Linked DNA regions of Mus musculus: all the other regions are linked to region 3. A link is a loop called in an ENCODE intact Hi-C map of the cell type or tissue named here. Cell type or tissue: heart. All regions are shown on one strand. Region 1 overlaps Syp (synaptophysin). Region 2 has its middle 3.0 kb from the start of Clcn5. Region 3 holds the start of Ppp1r3f (protein phosphatase 1, regulatory subunit 3F). Region 4 has its middle 3.7 kb from the start of Gpkow.

Region 1 (5,000 bases), 76 kb before region 3:
TCTCTTGAGCTCTTGCCCACCCGTGGGGTCTTCGTGGGCTTCACTGACCTGTAGAGAGAAAAGAGAAGGGGTCCAGGTGAGGGCAGAGTCTGAGCTCCCAGAGGAGGGCAGTACCCTCAGGAAGGGATTGGGCCGCTAGGCTTTTTCTTCTCCAACAGGTCTGGAGTCAGCGCCATCCTAGCTGCTCTCACTAGGAAGATATTACCAACCCTGCTCAAACAGGGTACCAAAGGAACGGTTAAGGTCCCCTCTCTTAACCAAAATAGCCCATTAACCAGTACCGTTCTAGTCACTGTTGAAAATCCACATTGAGAAAAAAAAAATCCCTATCTCTGTGAGGTTTACATCATATCAGGAAAGGAGACAGGTTTCACAATGAACATGACATATTAGTAGATTATCAAATATAAGACGATAATAGGCCATGCATGATGGTGCACACCTTTGATACCAGCACTCAGGAGGCAGAGGGAGTTGGATCTCTGTGAGTTTGATGCCGGCCTGATCTACACAGTGAGTTCCCGAACAGCCAGGGCTATGTAGAGAGACCGTGTCACCAAAAAATCAAAAAAAAAAAAAAAAAAAAAGAAAAAAAATCCCTAAGTGAGCCTGTAGAGATGACTCAGGAGTTAAGAATGTGTGCTGCTCTTCTGGAGGACCCACATTTCACTCACAGAACCCACACTGGGTGGGTTACAACAATCTGTACATTTATCACCAAGGAAGCTGACCTTTCTTCTGGACTCCATGGACATTTGAACTTACGATTAAATAAAAGAATAAAAAAAAAAAAGTACTCTAAGTGATATATGGGTAGCACGAATGAGTCTTAGATCTCCAATCTAGTGTAATATATGAACCACAAATTAGTAAATTACAAATTGTGAGAAGGAAAAACATAGGGTATGATGCGAGAGATAACAAGCGGAGGTGTTTTAGACAGACAACCTTTGATATGTAGCTGGTGGTATATACCCGTGCCAAAATTTAGGAGGCAGAAGCAGGAGGAAAACAAGTTCAAGGCCAGCTTTGGTTCCATAATCGGACCCTAACTCAAACCAAAGCAAAACAGGGAGGTAGAGGCACTGTCGGGAAGTCAAGATCAGCTTTAGTGACCTAAGGAGCTCCAGGCCAGCCTTGGCTACAGGAGATCTTGTCTCAAAAATACTATCAACAACTAAGTCAGGTGTGCTGGTGGGTGCAAACCTATGAGTTCCAGCCACATGGGAGATGGAGACAAGAGTACTGCAAATTCACAGCCCACCTGGGTTATAGGATGAGTTCCAAATTGATCTGGGCAATTTAGTAAACTCTGTCTCAAAATAAGAAGTAGAAAGAGACTGGGCAGTGGTGGCGCACGCCTTTAATCCCAGCACTCGGGAGGCAGAGGCAGCTGGATTTCTGAGTTCGAGGCCAGCCTGGTCTACAGAGTGAGTTCCAGGACAGCCAGGGCTACACAGAGAAACTCTGTCTCGGAAAAACAAAACAAACAAAAAAGAAGTAAAAAGAGGCAGTGTTAGAGCACTTGCTTAGTGTGCAAGAATTCAAGTCTCAGTACTTGTAAAACAAAGCAACTCTCCCGACAGCCAGCCAGCCAGCAAAAAACCTCATTGAGTGAGTGACCAAAGCAATGGCTAGGGAAAGGTGTGTATGTAGAAAGCAAAAGCAAAGGCCCTGCAGTGCACCTAGACCTGGCCCGGGCCAGTTTGCCCGAAACAATGCTAGGAGGCGAAGGTCACATTCTGTCTGTGGGGAAGATAGGGCAGTGCTGCATTGGTGGGCCTGGGCGCACACTAACATCGTTTTTGCTTTTAAGTGAGATGCTACAACAGACAGTGAGGGAAGGACAGTGACTTCTGAATCTAGGCCAGTGGCCCAGCAGAATCCTTGAGGCTGCTGGGTGGGTGGTAGAAGGGGTTGTAAACAGGATAGAAGACAGGCACTTGGGAAGCACTCTAAGGAAGATAATTGTGAAAAAAAGGAAAAGGCTGGAGAGATTTTGAAAATAGGAACCAACAGGACTGGAATCCCCCCCCCCCCCCCACACACACACAGGGTCTCCAAGCAGCCTGGAAATTGCTTTGCAAAACAAGAGACCTAGGCCTGTCTCTAATTCCCCCAGAGCTGTGCTTAAAGGTGTGTCTCAGAGCCTGTCCAAGGAGTTTAAAAACAATTAAATGTGGGTTGCTGTAGAAGGCTCACCCAGGACCACATCTGCTCCCACCTAGATGCTGTTACCGTCTCTGTTTAAGACAGGATTGGGCTATACTGACCACGCAGGACTCGAGAACTTGCAATCCCCATGCCTCTACCTCTCAAGTGCTGGGATTATATATGTGCTCCATCACACCAGGCAGGGTTTTTTTTTTTTTTTTTTTTTCGCGACAGGGTTTCTCTGTATAGCCCTGGCTGTCCTGGAACTCACTTTGTAGACCAGGCTGGCCTCGAACTCAAAAACTCCGCCTGCTTCTGCCTCCCAAGTGCTGGGATTAAAGGCGTGCGCCTCCACCGTCCGGCGGCATTCATTTTTTAAAGGCCCAACAAAAAGGCATACTCGTGTTTCTAAGGCCTCCAGCCCTCCCCTTTTCCTCATTTGAAATTCCAAACTCTCTCTTTCATTAAAGGGTTAAGGAGAGGTAGCAGCTGACCTACATCCTGCTTTAGCGCTAGCGCCCTTCAAAACCCAACGTGTTTACCTTCTTCCACCTACTGGCGTTACCGCCTATTGGTTTACCAATGATTTCAAAGACCCTCCTCCCCTTCCCTTCCTGGAAACCTACACCACTTTGGTGATTCTCCACTGCGCAAGTGCCCCTACACTCCTTTCATTGGTTACTCTGAGCACTGCTCCGTCCCCTTCCTTCTCACGGTTCCTCTCATTGGCTAGTTTTACCAAGTTCACCTTTTTTTTTTTTTGGTTCTGCCTATCTATTGGTTCCTTCAAACTTCACTCCTTGTATGCTCCCTGCCTACCGCATCCGCCCAGTTGTCACTCACCAGATTACATCTGATTGGAGAAGGAGGTGGGCGCACCCTGTTGGCCGTAGCCTTGCTGCCCATAGTCGCCCTGAGGCCCGTAGCCACCGCCACCGCCGCTGGCTGGCTGCCCGTAATCGGGTTGATAACCACCCTGAGGCCCGTAGGAGTCCTGGGGCCCATAGCCTCCGGGGCCCTGCCCATAGCCCGCATCGCCGTAGGCATCGCCAGGAGCTGGTTGCTTTTCTGGGGCGCCTGGAGGTGCGCGCATGAATGGGGCGGCCCAGCCTGTCTCCTTGAACACGAACCATAGGTTGCCAACCCAGAGCACCAGGTTCAGGAAGCCAAACACCTGCAGGGAGACATGACCAAAGCTGTTGTCTCTTACCCATTGCCTCGGCAGCCCCAGGGTCTTTGAGGCTGAGTGAACAGGAATGGGCATTTTTAGGGCATAAATTCGTGGGCCTCTATGACTATCAGTGTACAGAAAAACTTGGGAGTGTGTGTGTGTGTGTTAGATTCCCATGATGTTCAACTTCTATCAGTGTTTACATGGACAAGTCTGAAGGCCCACATCTTGTAATCTTAGGAAGCTGGAGGCAGGGGCGATCACTTCAAGGCTAGCTTTTTTTTTTTGAGACAGGGTCTCTCTGCAGCCCTGGCTGTCCTGGAATTCACTCTGTAGACCAGGCTGGCCTGGAACTCATAGAAGTCGCCTGTCTCTGCCTCCACTACCCAGAAATTCAAGTCTACCTTTAAATTCATAGTTTGAGGCTAGCCTGTGCAACATGAAAGTCAGCCTCAAACAACTCATTTTTGGGCTGGGTGTGGTGGTGCAGTCTTCATCTTAGTACTCAGGAGGCAGAGGCAAGCAGAGGTCTGTGAGTTTGAGGCCAGTCTGGTCTGAGTAGTGAGTTCCAGGACAGCCAGGGTCACATAAGTAGATCCTGTCTCAAACAAAACCAAAACCAAAACCAACCAACTAACTAACCAACCAAACAAAAAAACCCAAAACAAACCACCCAACCAAACCAAAAAGACCCTAATTTTAAAAATATATTTGAGTACATGTTTATACATATACAAAATATAAATTTAAATTTATAAAATATATAAATATACATTTTAAAGAAACAGACATCACTCATTGATGCATATATAAACTTATGTATATACAACTTAGCACATAGATGCATATGTACATGTATAAATTTTTTTTGGTTGTCTTTTGAGACAGGGTCTTTTTATGTTCCAGGTCCTGGCTGTCCTGGAACTCCTTATGTAGAAGAGGCTAGCCTCAAATTCACAGAAATCTACATGCTTCTGCTTCTCAAGTGGTGTGTGTGTATATACCTTGAGACACGGGTTTTACTATGTAGCTTGGCAGTCCTGGAATTCACTGTGTAGACCAGGCTGGCCTCTGCCTTCCAAGTGATGGGATTAAAGGGTTCTAGGACTTGAACGCCTGTCCTCAGGAAGAGGGGTAAGTGCTCTTAACCATGGAGTCATCCCTCTAGCCCGTCTTTTTCTTTTCTTTTTAAATAGATTTTTATTTGTTTTGTTTGTTTTTGAGACGGTCTTGCCTTTTATCCAAGGATGACCTGGAGTTTACTACCTAGGCCAATCTGGCTTTAAATTAGCCCTGGGCATAGAGTAATGGCACAGAGGTTAGAATCTAAGTTTAATGACCAGCACCTACATGGTGGCTCACAAACACCTGTAATTCTAGTTTCAGGATATCTGACACCCTTCCTTTACCTCCACAGGCACCAAGAATGCAAGTGACTCATATAAGCAAAACATTCATACACATAAAATAAAAATAATAAGTATTTTTAAAAGTAGTCTTTTAAGTGCTAGGTTTACAGGCATATATTAACATCCTTGGCTCTAAGTATATGCTTTTCTTTTCTTTCTTTTCTTTTATTTTTTTAGACAGGGTCTCACTCTGCAGCCCTGGTTGACCTGGAACTCTTTTTGTACACCAGGCTGGCCTCAAACTCTCAGAGATCCACCAGTCTCTG
Region 2 (5,000 bases), 250 kb after region 3:
CCGTGGATGAAACAGGAAAAAAATCTTAACATGGCTGGGCAGGATTGGGGAGGCTTGGAGGTTTCTAACCTTGGTCCCAACTTCTGTTTTCCTAGCTCACTGTTTCTACCATGCTACTTAGTCCCCATATTGTCAGGCAAGATTGTATCTGACCACCTTCCCACTTTTTTTTCTCCCTTACCTGAACAATTAGCAGCAAGCCCAGGTTTCTGTGCCAGTCACAGACTCTACACATTGAACTACACCCATGGCCCTAGAACTCAAATTATTTTTTTGTAAGAGCAGAAAGCTTTGTCTACTCTCTCTCTCTCTCTCTCTCTCTCTCTCTCTCTCTCTCTCACACACACACACACACAGAGAGACAGAGAGAGAGAGAGAGAGAAAGAGAGAGAGGGAGAGAGAGAGGGGTGAGAGGGAGAGAGAGAGGGGAGAGGGAGAGGGAGAGGGAGAGGGAGAGGGAGAGGGAGAGGGAGAGGGAGAGAGATTCATAGGATAAATACATCTCTTAAGTCTGAGCCCACACGTTTGCAGCATTGTATAGCATGATCGCATGTGTAGTTAACAAGGTGTTGTTAACCAAGGCCACGGTAAAAACATGTAGTGCAACACAAGCCATTATTGCTAGATACCCGTAACTCATTATTTGTTTCCTCTTGAATTAATTTTTGTTTGTTGCATATTCAGAAATCCTTTACTGTTGCCAAGTTGTTGTTATTGTTGTTGTTTTTCCTGACCCTCACATTCAGCTCTGTGACCCCCATATAAAGTAGTGACCAACAGTTTAAGAAGCTGGGAGGGAGCTAGGGAAATCTGTTCATTGCCTTTTATTCTGCTTCATTTTTCTGAAACTAACCTTGACATTTCTTGAGCACTCTAGATGTTTGGCTTTGAAATTAATGTCCCAGCTGGTACAGAGCATGCTTAGCAAAGTTTAACCCTTAGCATCACAAAAATAAAGACAAAAGTGGCATTGGGAGATAGCACAATAGTGAAATATATGATAAATACAAACAATACCAGAAGCATTCAGGCTTTCCCTTTCATGGCCACACAGCTATCTCTTTGGGCCTTTACTTGCAGTGTTAATTTGAAGGTGAAAGAAGTGCTTGTAGCCATGATGGTTCAGAGAGCACAGTGATGTGCTTTTGTGACATGAGTGCTTTTTCATTATGTAGACGATTTCATCATATCACTTACGTATAATTGACTTTTAACAAATGGTTGTCAACTCTTTCAACATTTCATATAATTTGTTTTGATTGTATGCACCTCCCCCTACTCCTTTCTCTACTCCCTTCCTTCTCCACTCCATCTCCCTACCTCCCCTCAACTTTGTGTCCTTTTTCCTTTTTAAAGCAATAAACAATTGAGTCCAGTGTTTGCTGCTCATAAACTCTCAGGTGCGCAGCCATCGAGTGGAGTGTGCTGGACCTACCATGAGCTATGCTCTTAAAGAAAACTTGACTCTCTCCTCTTCAGAAACCATCAGCTTGCCATGGCACGTTGGTCAGGGGTGAGCACATACTTGGGGACCCCTTCGGGGTCCATGTTGAAATGTTGAATAGCTTGATTTTGTGGGTCTTATGTCTGCAGGCAGCCACAGTGGTTTGAGTTCCTGAGTGTGCGGACCCTGATGAGTTCAGAAGACACTTAGGTAGTGTGTCCATTTAAGCAGAATCAAACTCATAGTTTATTATATAGTCCACACTGGCCTGGAACTCAAGATCGCCCTGCTTTAGTCGGCAGAGGAGTGGGGTTACAGGAATGAGTCACCACAATTTGTAGCTTTTAAAGAAACCATTAACTTTGCTTTATCAGCACCACAATTTAATTTCTTCGCTTAGAAAAATAGACATTTACATCATCTCCCTACAAATATTTCCCCTTAAATCTAAAGACCTTAATCAAGGAGTCTTCCTCACTACCACCATCACCGCCGCTACCACCATCATTATCATTAGTACTAGGTAACATTTGTTAAGTGCTGATTGTTAAGTGTTTATTGATACACTTAAACATTATATAAGAAACCTGGTAACTCAAAAAAAAAAAAAAAAAGAAGAAGAAGAAAAAGAAGAAGGAACAACAACAACTAATACGTCTCTACGGCTGGGTTGTTTTGAGCCTATGCAGTCTGACTTTAGAGCCTGCTGTCACGACTTTTTTCTTTTTTTAACTCACAAAAGATGAAATGAAATGTGTGTGTGTGTGTGTGTGTGTGTGTGTGTGTGTGTGTGTGTGTGTGTGTGTGTGTGTGAATTGGGTGTGTTTAAATATTGGAGCCCTCCAAGCTGTTGGCGGTCAGTGGCGACACCACGTGGCTATATTTATGTATTGCAGCCACGTCATACTCTATGAGACTCTAAGCCTCTCAAATAATCCTACAGATGAAGCAAAGGCTCTTGTCTTGGAGGGATAAACTTGCTTCCAGTCAGCCTGCCCTTTTTCATGCCCCTTTATCAGAGGAGACTCTTTTGACCGTTACTTGTATTGTAGTTCCTCGGGGATTGGGGTGGGTGCTTCCTCATCAATGCACAAGTGAGCTCTTGTTTTTCTCTCCTGAAGTGTTGAGCAGGACAAAAAAGACAGAAAAGAGAAACTTCTCAAAAAAACAAAACCAAAACCAAACCAAAACCAAAACCAAACCAAACCAAACCAAACCAAACCAAACCAAACCAAAAACACACCTGATTTCAGTTCTTAAGGAAGAGTCCTAACAAAAGGATTGCCTTGTTCAAACGTTTTCACTATTGGGCATATTAGTAAAGTGCATATTTACCATGCACAAATCATGTGTGTGTGTGTGGTGTGTGCTCGCACATCACACATCAAAGCAAACTTCCTCAATTCTTCCCCCATTTGTTTCTGAATCAAGTAGGAATATCTGTCCAGCATTCCCAGTCCTTCTAATTTAGCCTCGGTTCCTTTCCATTCACACCACACACAACCTCTATGCTTCGATACTGTAGTGTGGTATGTAGTAATAGGCTGGAGTGTAGGTGACCATGGTGGTTTAAAAAACCCCCTTTGTCCTTTTCAGTCATAAGCTAGCAGCATCTTGCTGCCTGCCACTTGTTATCACCCACTAGTATTGTCATCACTAAATCACCCCATGTGTGTGGAGGGCATAAACGAAGCTGGCACACAGAAGCAGCTTTGATTTGGGGCTCAGGTATAGAGCTTTAGATAAAGGCCTACCTGGATCCAACATTTCATATCTACTCCAGGGTTCCCAAGAATGCAGAGCTCTGGATTCACTCCACAGTCCAGATCCACACAGTGATGATCAGGGTTTGAGCTTATGGAAGCATGGCTTCTTTTGAAATTCATCTAACGTTTAGTCTTCTCCCATGACCCTATCTTTTTTCTCTGTGAGATGACCATTTTTTTTCCTGTTAGGTTTTGTATTAAAATAAGCCCAAAACTTCATTGTGTTTGATTATAGCTTTATCTCTGGAAGCTTTGCATGGCTTGGGCTCAGATACAGGTTTTATATTTCCAAACCCTTAACTTATCCAAAGTAGGCATTCAAAATTCACTGAGCATACATGGCCTTACTGAATTTTGCTCCCTTGTGTTAACATTGCTGATCTGCCAGGCAAGATGTGCCTACTGGTGTAATAGTGGCATGTTGATGGCCACTTTCTGATTGAAACCTTTATCACAGGAGAGAATTTTATGCCTGATACTGTAACTCCATGTCTGGGTCACTCCTTGGGTAGAACCTGCTATTTTAATTTAGCTAAATGATTGCCTTCCAAATATTAGTGTCTATAGCTATAGATCTGGGCTGTTCTCAACTTTGGTCTGAGGAGCTTCTTTTTGCCATGAAACACAGAAACTCACAACTGGCCAAAGTTCTGAGAAGAGACTGAGTGCTCAGCCCGAAGTCTAAATGACAGAATTCTCAACCCTACCCCCACCCCCAATTAGGCCTAAGGGCCATCTTAGAAGAGGAGATTGAAAGAATGCAGGAGCTGGAGGATGCACAGGAGTGCTGTAAAAGACTGTCCTTTGTCCACAAGGTCACTGACTCCTGAACAAGACCAAGCCACCAACATTCCTACAGAGATGGGAGAGGTGATATCCAGACTCTATTTCTTACTGAGATTCCATTGGTAGTTGATAGCTTCCCACCTGGGGAGAGAGAATTGCTCTTCTTTGAGGGTGTGACCTCTGGTAGGTTTTTCCTGGTCTGTCGAATGGTCCCACACTCTTGCAAATATGGGCAGCACTAACTGGATTTATTGGGTTACTAACACAAGAAATTTGAAATTATGAGGGGAGGTGTTGGGGGAAATATGGATTTCTTGGGGAGAATTGGAGGGAGCAAATGGAAGCGTATAAGATTATAGTTTATTGTATACTTGTATAAACTTCTCAAAGAAAAAAAAAGTCTACGGGTGTGGCACAGGTCTACAATCCCAGCGCTTGGGAGGCAGAAGCAGCTGAGTATCTGTGATCCCAAGGCCAGTTTAGTTTACATGGTGAGTTTCAGGCATCCAAGGCTAAATAGTGAGTCCCTGTTGCAAGAAAAAAAAATACTATTTACTACAGTGGATTTTGAATTTGAATACTTGGCTTCTAGGTAGATTACTTGTGTTGATGATGTGGATTCCAATCTTAGTTCTTGCAATAAATTAATAGCTGCACTCCATTTGTATAACCTGTTCATTCCTCACAAGGATAGGATAGTTCTTCTAATTATTCGGAATGGCTTTGGAGACAGAGAGACCTCAGTTGGAATCTGAGCTTTATTTTGTGTTTTGTTTGTCTGTTTTTGAGACAGCATCCTGCCTTCAAACTTACAATATAGCCTAGGATGACCTCGCATCGATTCTCCTGCCTTCAACCTCAAAGAATCGGGATTAGAAGTATATGTCACCTTGAGTTTTCGCTTGACAATGATTAAATTGGCAATAATACCTATAAGTAACTGCAGTATAGATTTCCCTGTGTTGGATTAAATTGGCCCCTGCAAGCACTACTGTATTTGATCA
Region 3 (5,000 bases):
GGGCCCATGCACTTTCTAGGAAGTGGTTTTTACCGCTGAGCTACACTTAACCCTTTTTATTTTTTAGACAAGGTCACACTTGTAGCCTAGGCTTGGAATTCCGTGATTCTCCTGCCTCAGCCCCTTGAGTGCTGGGATTACAGGCATACATCACCATATCCTGCTTGGAAAATGCGTTGGGTAGATAACCTGCAGGATTTGCTGAAGAATGAGACTCTGAGGCAAGACCGGGGCACAGTTGATACCCAAAATGGGCAGATAGGATGGAGTCCTGAGAGCACTTGCTGCCTTGAACTTTCAGATGAGAAAAAAAAGTTCTACCTTCATTATGCCATTATTCTTCTGCTACTTGTAGCTGGACATATTCCTTTCATGACCCTGGACACAGACAGGAGGAGCAGAGAGACTGTGGGGGCCTTCCTGTTAGGGGTCTTATGAGGGTTAGATAAAAGCACTCCCTGAACCTGGCATATGGCAAACACTAAGTCTTACTAAGTTAGTAAATGGGAGTGGGGGATATGTGAATGAACACGATGGCAAAGTCCAGGTCATTCCCATAGGAGGTGCCATCTCAGAGGGAGAATGGAAAGAATTCACTAGATGAAAGAAACAGATGGGACAGCACTCTAAGCAGAGGAGATTGGGAAAGTGGGGGGGGGGGAGAAGAAAGCCACTGTGGGGTGCAAAGTGTCAAAATGAGCAAGAAGGGCAGGACTCTGATTTGAATGTACATTAGCTGATAAGCTTGTGATGACATACTATCAGTCAATGTGTGCTAAGTGTGAGTTGGAAAAAGCTAATTCTTCCAAAAAGGTTCTATTTCCTATTTTGCGATTGATTCATGCAATAGTGCCAAGTCCTGAAGAACATCAATGCTCAACTGGGGACTTTAAGGAACAGTTAAGAACGTTCATGGCTAGTTGCATTGGTCACAATAAGGCTGGGAGGTGTGTGTGGTGGTGTGGGGCCAGCAGGACACACCCAGTAACTGATAGAACTGTTTTGCTTTGGTCTCACAATCCGGTGCAGTCTGGGCTTTTAGGGGCTCTGGGTATTCGTGGAGCCATGGGGAGTCATGGAAGATTAGGGAAAGGTAAAGCCATTCCCCAGAGGTCCGATCTTACTGGTTGAATGAATTCTGATTCTGCGCTCAATCACTCAATAGCTCAGGCTCAGCCTATGCACCTTCTTCCAACTCAGCCTATTTATTGGCTACTCATGCTTTCCTTCACAGCACCTACACTACCATCCGTGGGTATGAGTTCCCATCTTGCCTCCAAAGTTTCCTTCTGGCTACATTTCTCTAGTTTCAGCTTTGGTTAATCCCATACTGGCACTGTCCTTTGAGATATAACAGCCTTCACCCTGGATCCCCATTTCTTTCTCGCTCCCACCTTCACTCCTCACATGCCTTAGTGCTCCCCCCCCCCCCCGCCCGCTACAGCCCCGCCTCCATGTCTGCTCACACACAGCCTTCCCGTCTCTGTTCAGTCTCTGTATTGGCTAGATCTACCTTGTTACCACCTCTTGAAGCCATAGTGTGCGCTCACTAGACTCCTCCATTGGCTCATTGCAACTATTATCGTCATTCTGTCTCTACATCATTCGCGTGCAGTTCTCCATTGGCTGTTCATTTTATCTGTCTTACGTCTCACCGCCTACGCAACCTGCGGATCTCCCAGTTTTTGGACCTCTGGGTTCGCTCCCCGTTGCCCCCATTGCTTGTAGCCATTTCATCTTCCCGCCGCCTACCATGCCCTTCGTGCTCAGACTTTCCCACTAATTGTCATACTCCTGCTGCTACATCTTCGGGCCCGCATTAACCCTACTCAGGCCTCTCCATTGATTCCGTTATCATCCCGCCTTCCATCCCGCCCACGCGCGGGCGTCCTCATTGGTTGCTAGCTTCTCCTGCTTGTCAATCACCTGTACGTCACTCCCGCGTGGCTGTCCATTGGCTGTTGGCCGTACCTGTCTCTAGCTCACCGCCTACGCTCCACTGGAGCCCCACCCCCCTGTTCTGGCTTTCTCATTGGCTGCCCGCCTTTTCAGGCCCTGCCCCCGCCGGTCCCACCGCCGGTGCCGTCGGTGCCGCCGCCGCCGCCGCCGATATGGCGCGCACGGCCCCTGTGGAGCCACCGCTGCGGCATCCCGCGCCCCCGTCGCCGGCTGCGGGAGAGCCCCGCGCCTCGGCTGAGGCGGCGGTGGCCCCGCGGAGGGTGCTGTTCGCTGACGAGGCCCTGGGGCTGCCTCTGGCGCAGCTACGCCGCTACCGGCCGTGGGGCGGGCCCGGGGCGGGCAAGATGGCGGCGGCGACCGGGCAAGATGGCGGCGGTGGCGGGGCTGATGAGGAAGACGATGGCGAGGATGGGGATGAAGGGGAGGAGGAAGAGGAGGCTTTTCCCGATCCCTCTCCGCCGTGCCCCGTTCCCGCTGGCGGGGGGTTTTACCTGGTGCCCACATTTTCGTTGCCGCCCGCGCTGGGCCGTCTGGAGCGGTTGGGGCGCGTGATGGTGGAGTTGGAGGCGCTGCTGCCGCCTCCTGGAGCGGTTCCCGGGGGTTCCGGGGTGTGGGTGCCTGGGGGACGCCCGCCAGTGGTGCGCGGGTTGGTGCGCGTGCTGAACCGCTCCTTCGAGAAGGCGGTGCACGTGCGGGCCTCACACGACGGTTGGGCTACCTTCTGCGACCACCCAGCCCGCTATGTCCCACGCAGCCCGCCTGGGGCAGGAGTGGGAGGAACAGGAGCAGGAGATCCCCTCCTGGATCCCGGGCTAGGCCTGGGCCCTGGCCAGATGTCAGCCTCCTCACCCGACGACGGTGGCTGCACTGACCGCTTTGCCTTCCAGCTGCCCTTTGCTGAGGGCGCGAGCGATGGGGCGCGCCTCGACTTCGTGGTGCGCTATGAGACCCCCGAGGGCACTTTCTGGGCCAACAACCATGGCCGCAACTACACTGTCCTGCTCCGGATCGCACCCGCTCCCACACCCACTGATGCCGAAGGGCTGCCCCAGCAGCAGCAGCTGCAGCAGCTGGAGCCACAGCCTGAGTGCCAGGGTCCTGTGGAGGCTGAGGCCAGGCAGCTGAAGAGCTGCATGAAGCCGGTGAGGCGCAGGTAATGTCTGCCAGCGCCACCTCCACCAACACAGGGCTGGATGTAGAAGCCTCCCATCCCAGCACTTCCCCCTCCCCCAGGCCTGCTCTCCAGGACAGGCAGGAGGGTGCATTCGGTCAAAGAGTAGTGCAGGCCAAACATGTGCTAGGCACTGTTTTAAATTCTGGGGTATCATCCATTTATTGAGTTCCACTATAAGGCCCTGAACAAGACAGACACCTTCCCTGTCCCCAACCATCCCGCAAAGGCTCCTCTGGGAAACAGAATGCAAAAGCAAACAAGCAGATAAGATAAATAGGGCTAAGGTTAGTGCTGAGAGGAAAATACTGTAAGGCTCTGGAGGGAGTGGCTGCTGCAGACGTGTTGAGGGTGAGCTCTTGTGAAGAGTCCCAGACGGTGATAACGAAGAGTTATGGACGAGCGAGTTGGTAGAGTTTGGACCAGGTAGGACTCTTTCTGAGGAGGTGGCATTTAAACTTGAGTCCAGAGTGGTACGGAGCAGTGATGCACATACAGGGGAGGTAGATGTAGATAGTGGGGACAGCAAAGTCCTGAGGTGGTTCTGGGTTTCGTATGACTGTCAGCCAGTGTGCTGGAGTGGAGAGAACATGACGTGCGAAGGTGTGGACTAAGGGTCTCCCGGCGTGGGGAGTCAGTCTGATTCCTATCTGCCACAGCAGGAAGCCAGAGTTAGAGAAACTGGTTGAGGAAGTGGTGGTACTTGGCTTTTTAGTTTCAACCATTTCTGGCTTTGAAGTCTATGCATCCTTTTTTTTAAAAACTGTTCCTCTGGTAGTCTGAGGCCTCCAGTGGAGTTTAGGGAGCGAGGCTCTATTCTCACATAAAAACATTAGCCTTGGCAGAGGCGGAAACAGATGAGAAGCGGACTTGAAGGTCACATCGCTCTTCTTTTTTTTTTTTTTTGCACACCTCTTGTAAACTGACTGATATAATGCTTTTCTAGGTCTTTACCAGGGCTATACGTTTGTCAAGGGCTCCAGCTAGGCCTAATGCCCGGGGTCAGTTAGAGCCCCTATGAAATGCATACATTTTCCTGCTCCTATGAGAAATGGGAAGGGGAGGTTGCCCTTTTGTCCCTTCGAAGCTGCATGATGGAGCAGGGTGCTGTGGGATCTGCTGGTTGTGGTAAGGGCTTAGGCTGTGAAAGGTTTAGCTCTTCGTGGATGGACCTTGAAGCATTTAGATTCTGCCATTCGATTACCTGGGTTCAAACCCTAAGCCTGCCACTTTTTAGTGTGACCGTATCCAATTCTTAGCTGCATCGTGCCGTAGATAAACACCCTCATCTGTAAAACAGGAAGTTATGGCACAGACCTCACGGGATGAGCAGAAGCACTCAGGATCGAGCCTAGTTCCAAGTAGTGCCATAGTGCTGGTAATTAGCATCGAAGCTTAGATGCTCACTACAGTCCATGTATCCTTTCCCAAACTCAGCTTTGTTGTGTACTCTTGTCTCAGTTTCCTCATTGGTCAGAGAGGAATGGCTTTCCCATTGTGTGGTTGAATTGGATGCAGTACCCGTAGGGAAGGTAACTGAGGCATAATTGTAGCTGTAAAAGGTCTGGTGGGCAGCATTTCTTAATCTCTGTTAAGAGTGGTAGGGACATTCTCCTCTTGAGGTCAGCTGAATGTGCTGTTGACTGTAGGCACTATATTGAGTCCTAGTTCATGGGAAATGGGGTGGGGTGGGGGGCTCGGAGAGGTGCTCGAGCTTGCTCAGAGTCACTCAGCTAGTAAATAGCCAGGCCAGGGAGGAAATGTTAGGGATGCTAGTTTAAAAACAAAGTCCGCATTTCACTGTTGGCGCTCTTAGTTCTTCCTTTCCCCCCTGTACCTGTTACGTGTGCTTCGTGTTTTATTGAGATAT
Region 4 (5,000 bases), 120 kb before region 3:
GCCACAGGGAGCAAGCCAGTAAGCAGTACCCATCCAGGTTCCTGCCGTGTTTGAGTTCTTGTCCTTCAATGATGAACAGTGATGTGAAAGTGTAAGCCAAATAAAACCTTTTCCTCCCCAACTTGCTTTTTGGTTATGGTGTTTCATTGAAGCAATAAAACCTTGACTAATATACGTAGAGAATGCAATAGAAAAATATCCATAGTGCTGGAGAGATGGCTCAGCAGTTAAAAGCACTGACTGCTCTTCTGAAGGTCCTGAGTTCAAATCCCAGCAACCACATGGTGGCTCACAACCATCTGTAATGAGATCTGATGACCTCTTCTGGTGTGTCTGAAGACAGTACTTACATATAATAAATAAATAATTAAATAAATCCATAAAGCTATAGGAAAAAGATTTTTTCAGACCACAAACTCTCAGTGTGGCTAAGCTCTTTAGGTACCTTCATCACCATACTGTGTTTAACTAGGGTTGTTTATATGAGCTGCTTACTTGAGCAAGGGCAGTTTATGGCAGCCACATCACTGAGGAATGTAACACCTACCAACCATTAACTGCCTATAGTTCCCAAGGGAGGATGGGGCCTAATGTGCTCTTCCCCCATCCATGATGGGTTGATAAGTTGTTTTGTGCATGTGAGTTCAGGAGTACAACAGCTGTTGGCATTTAGTCTAAGCTCTGCCCCATAGTTACTTGGCAATAGCCAGGTGTGCCTGACTGAGCTATAAAAGGGGCTACTTGCCCCTCCTCTCTCTCTTACTCCATATTCTCTCTCTCCTCATTCCCCTCCACCTTCTCTCTCCACGTGCTCATGGCCAGCCTCTACTCCTCTCTCTCTCTCTCTCTCTCTCTCTCTCTCTCTCTCTCTCTCTCTCTCTCTCTCTCTCTCCCCTCTCAACTCCCCTCCCCATGCCCTGAATAAACTCTATTCTACACTATACTGTCTGTGGCTGGTCCCTCATGGCGAAGGATTGCTTCAGCATGGACCCGCAGAGGCACCCCCTTCCCCCACACCTGACTGCACATCCACCAGACGTATTCCTTCTCCTCCCTTATATTCTTATAAAGCACAACAACGCCATGCCATGTCCACAAGATAGTCTTTCACTATACTCCTCCCCATCCTTCAAGCTCTTACACGATGTTCTCTCTCTCTCTCTCTCTCTCTCTCTCTCTCTCTCTCTCTCTCCCTGTGTGTGTGTGTGATTTAAATGTCCCATTTAGGACTGAGTACTCAAAGTCACTTCTTCACTTTGATTTTTTTTTGAAGCTCTGCATTCACCACTGCCCACAAAATAAATCTGTGCTCTTAAGCATAAATATTTAGAATGGGGCACAGCAGTGCACACTTTCAATCTCAGTACTTGGGAAGCAGAGACAAGTGAATCTCTGAGAGTGTTGCATAGAGAAACCTGTCTCAAATAAACAAAAACAAATATACAAATATCTAATAAGTAGTTTGACAACATGTCCATTCAGTAGAAACATCAGAGAGTGGCTTCCTACCTCTCAGGACCTGACCATAGGAGCACTTACGTTGCAGTGGGATTTTTATTTAATAACTTATGGCCTCTGGGAGCAGAATTATCCATTAATGCAGAATACTTGTCTTTAAAGTCTTTTTTCTTTTTTAAAAATCTGTTTTTAATTGGCTTATGCGGATGCCATAGTTAGTGTTTTCATTGTGGTGAACAGATGCCATGGCCAAGGCAACTCTTATAAAGGAAAACATTTAATTGAGACTGGCCTACAGTTTCAGGGGTTTAGTCCATTATCATCGTGCTGGGAAGCACAGCAGCATGCTGGCAGACATAGTGCTTGAAGAGCCGAGAATTCTGCCTCTTGATCTGAAGGCACTCAGGAAGAGACTCAATTCCACACTTGCCAGAACCTGAGGCTAGGAGACCTCAAAGGCTTCCTTAACAGTGACACACTTCCTCCAACAAGGTCACAGCTCCTCCAGTGAGGTCACATTTCCTAATGGTGCTACTCCCTATGGCCAGACATTCAAATATATGAATCTATGGGGGCCAATCTTATTGAAACCACCACAACGGATTTATGGGAATGAGCCAATAATCTGTTTTGTTGTATGTGTGATTCTGAGCATGGGTCACCTTACATAACTCAGGCTGGTGTGGAGCTTACTATGTATTGAAAATCCTTCTGTCTGAGTTTCCTGAGTTGGGATTATAATACATTAAGCTATTATCTTCCTTTTATCTATTTTAAGATTTCTTTTTTTTTCCCCTTTGGTTTTTTGAGACAGGGTGTCTCTGTATAGCCCTGGCTGTCCTGGAACTCACTTTGTAGACCAGGCTGGCCTCAAACTCAGAAATCTGCCTGCCTCTGCCTCTTGAGTGCTGGGATTAAAGGCGTGCGCCACCATGCCCGGCAAGATTTATTTCTTTAGCTTGACTTTTGCTGTTATTTTGCTATCGGCAATACAGGTTCTCGCTACACAACCCAGATAGCTATTTTGGAACTTGTCACCCCCATGTCTTGGAGCCTCTTTAGAAGCTGGGATTACAGGTGTGTCGCGCTATGCCTGGCTATTTTGTTGGTGGTGGTTTTGGGGGGATTTTTTTTTTTTTTTAGTGTGTGTGCATGCGTGTTTTGTTTTGTTGTTTTTTGAAAAAGGGTCTCACTTTGTGACACTAAGTTGCTTGGAACTCGATTTGTAGGTGAGGCTAACCTCCAACTCACCTCCCTCTGCCTCCCATATGCTGGGATTAAAGGCCTGTGCCATCACAACAACCTTTTCATTTTTCTGGAAGAGACTGGTACTTGCCATATTTGCCTGGTTTGGCCTGGAGTTCCTAGGCCCCCAGCTCTTGTTGGCTCAGCCTCCCCTGTAGTTTGAACCATAGGTGGCGCCACTTCACTACCCTGTTATTTTTACTACCAACACTATTGATACGGATGAATTAAAGATGGTATCTGCTTATTCTCAATGACGTCACTGCCTTTGAGGTAAATTGTCACAGCTGAAGTGGCAACTACTTCTAGAGGCAGCACAGGCAAAGAGAGCAAGCTTCCTTCTTCCATGTCCTTCATATAAACTCCCAGGAGACGGTCTGGCCCAGATTAAAAGTGGATCTGCCCACCTCAAATATCCTGATTAAGTATTTAATCCCAGCACTCAGGAGGCAGAGGCAGGTGGATTTCTGAGTTCGAGGCCAGCCTGGTCTATAAAGTGAGTTTCAGGACAGCCAGGGCTACACAGAGAAACCCTGTCTCGAAAAACCAAAAAAAAAAAAAAAAAAAAAAAAAAACAAACAAACAAAACAAAACAAGAAAGTAACTTATCACTTTCCTAAAGAAAAAAAAAAAGTTGGGTATAATAGTGCATTCCTTTGATTCCAGAATGTGGAATACAGACACAAGCAGATCTCTGGGTTCCAGGCCAGCTAGAGCTAAAAAAAAAAAAAAAAAAAAATTGTTAAGAGCACTTGCTGCTCTTCGGGAGAACCCAAATTATACACATGAGAGTCTATGCCCAGTAAGAAATTTCAGTTCTTAACACACACTCTCTCTCTCTCCATATATATATATATATATATATATATATATATATATATATATATGTATACACATGTATATTCAGGTACATGTCACCAAGCCTGATTAACTGAGTTTTATCCTTGGGACCAAGGAGAGAACTGGCTCCCGAAGCTGGTCTCTGATCCCCACAGAGAATCCATAAGGTGAACACAGGTGCACACCGAACAAACCAGCAAATGAACGATGGAAGGAAGGAAATTTGGATGACTGGAAATGGGGCTGGAGCGATGGCTCAACTGGTAAAGATCATCTGTTGCTCCTGCAGGGGACCCCAGTTCTGTTCCCAGCACCTACACAGTGGCTTAGAATCATATGTATTCTAGTTCTAGGGGAACCCAAGGCCTCTTTTGGACCTATAAGGGCAGCAGGCACTCACATGATGCACATATGTGCAGGCAAAAACTCATACACAAAAAATAAGTAAAATATCTAAGGGATCCTACATACCTATCAACCAATACCTTATATAGTTGTTACTATTGAGGCAGTATTTCTTCTTCTTTTGTTAACTTCTTTTTTGTTTGTTTCCTGACACAGATACACTTTGTAGTCCAGGTTGGCCTTCAACTTATGGTAATTCCACTGGCTCAGGTTCTGAGTGCTTGCATCAGCATACCTGGCTATCTGATTGTGCACTCAGGACTTGTGTTGGATTTGCTGGCCGGCCAGGTCCTGGACCCTTCCTCCACTCCCACCCTCTCCCACCCACCCTTCTCCAGCACCGTGAACTCTTACAGAATGTCTCCCCTCAAAAATCAAGGTTTTCCTGCCTTAGGGATATTTGTATTCACCATCCTAGAGCCTCTGCCTGAGAAGCAGAAGTATCTTGAAATATGTCATTATTCATGATATTAATGTCTTTCAGAGGGCTGGAGAGTTGGCTCAATGGTTAAGAGCACTGACTGCTTTCCAGAGGTTGTGAGTTCAATTCCCAGCAACCACATGGTGGCTCACAACCATCTGTAATGAGATCTGATGCCCTCTCTGGTGTGTCTGAAGACAGGTAGAATGTACTCATATAAATAAAATAATTTGCTGGGCGGTGGTGGCGCACGCCTTTAATCCCAGCACTTGGGAGGGAGAGGCAGGCGGATTTCTGAGTTTGAGGCCAGCCTGGTCTACAAAGTGAGTTCCAGGACAGCCAGGGCTATACAGAGAAACTCTGCCTCGAAAAACAAAAACAAAAACAAAATCAAACAAACAAATAACATTCTGCTCTCAGTTCTCCTCCTCCTCCTTCTCCCCCTTTCTGTTCTTCTATTTGTTGTTTGTTTGCTCTCATCCAGTTCTCCTACACTAGTTAACTCTTTCAGCACTGCTGCTGGATAATCCTTAAGGCTCCTCCTTCTCCTCTTTCTTTTCTTTACTTTTTTTCTATTGTTGCACTCTCTCTCTCTCTCTCTCTCTCTCTCTCTCTCTCTCTCCCTCCCCCC

The links. A loop is a pair of places that touch in the nucleus more often than their neighbours do. Peaks named below come from ENCODE experiments on the same cell type or tissue, not always from the same donor. Only the 100,000 strongest peaks of a DNase experiment are listed, where the experiment ranks them.
Region 1: it touches region 3 in a loop (2.3-fold over the local background); 6 of 42 quality-filtered maps call a loop at or near these places.
Region 2: it touches region 3 in a loop (2.2-fold over the local background); 2 of 42 quality-filtered maps call a loop at or near these places.
Region 4: it touches region 3 in a loop (2.8-fold over the local background); 4 of 42 quality-filtered maps call a loop at or near these places.

The regions. Positions count from the first base shown.
Region 1 is chrX:7,646,885-7,651,884 of GRCm38, reverse strand. It overlaps Syp (synaptophysin), which reads right to left. Exons shown (of 7, transcript NM_009305.2): 6 at 2,998-3,328; 7 at 1-48. The coding sequence ends at 3,002. Among named protein-coding and RNA genes, the nearest start is that of Prickle3, 8.0 kb to the left of the region's middle. In heart, CTCF peaks have their summits at 2,747 (motif pointing left) and 3,043; a DNase peak (open chromatin) is centred at 2,944; H3K4me3 peaks cover 1,523 bases; H3K27ac peaks cover 1,639 bases.
Region 2 is chrX:7,319,813-7,324,812 of GRCm38, reverse strand. No RefSeq gene overlaps it. Among named protein-coding and RNA genes, the nearest start is that of Clcn5, 3.0 kb to the right of the region's middle. In heart, a CTCF peak has its summit at 2,351; a DNase peak (open chromatin) is centred at 2,352; H3K4me3 peaks cover 172 bases; H3K27ac peaks cover 121 bases.
Region 3 is chrX:7,571,360-7,576,359 of GRCm38, reverse strand. Ppp1r3f (protein phosphatase 1, regulatory subunit 3F) reads left to right here and starts at 2,079. Exons shown (of 4, transcript NM_138605.3): 1 at 2,079-3,112. The coding sequence starts at 2,112. Flicr (Foxp3 regulating long intergenic noncoding RNA) reads right to left here and starts at 2,760. Exons shown (of 3, transcript NR_029473.1): 1 at 2,451-2,760. In heart, no CTCF peak of the experiment used is centred here; a DNase peak (open chromatin) is centred at 1,959; H3K4me3 peaks cover 2,602 bases; H3K27ac peaks cover 2,033 bases.
Region 4 is chrX:7,690,963-7,695,962 of GRCm38, reverse strand. No RefSeq gene overlaps it. Among named protein-coding and RNA genes, the nearest start is that of Gpkow, 3.7 kb to the left of the region's middle. In heart, a CTCF peak has its summit at 2,865; no DNase peak of the experiment used is centred here.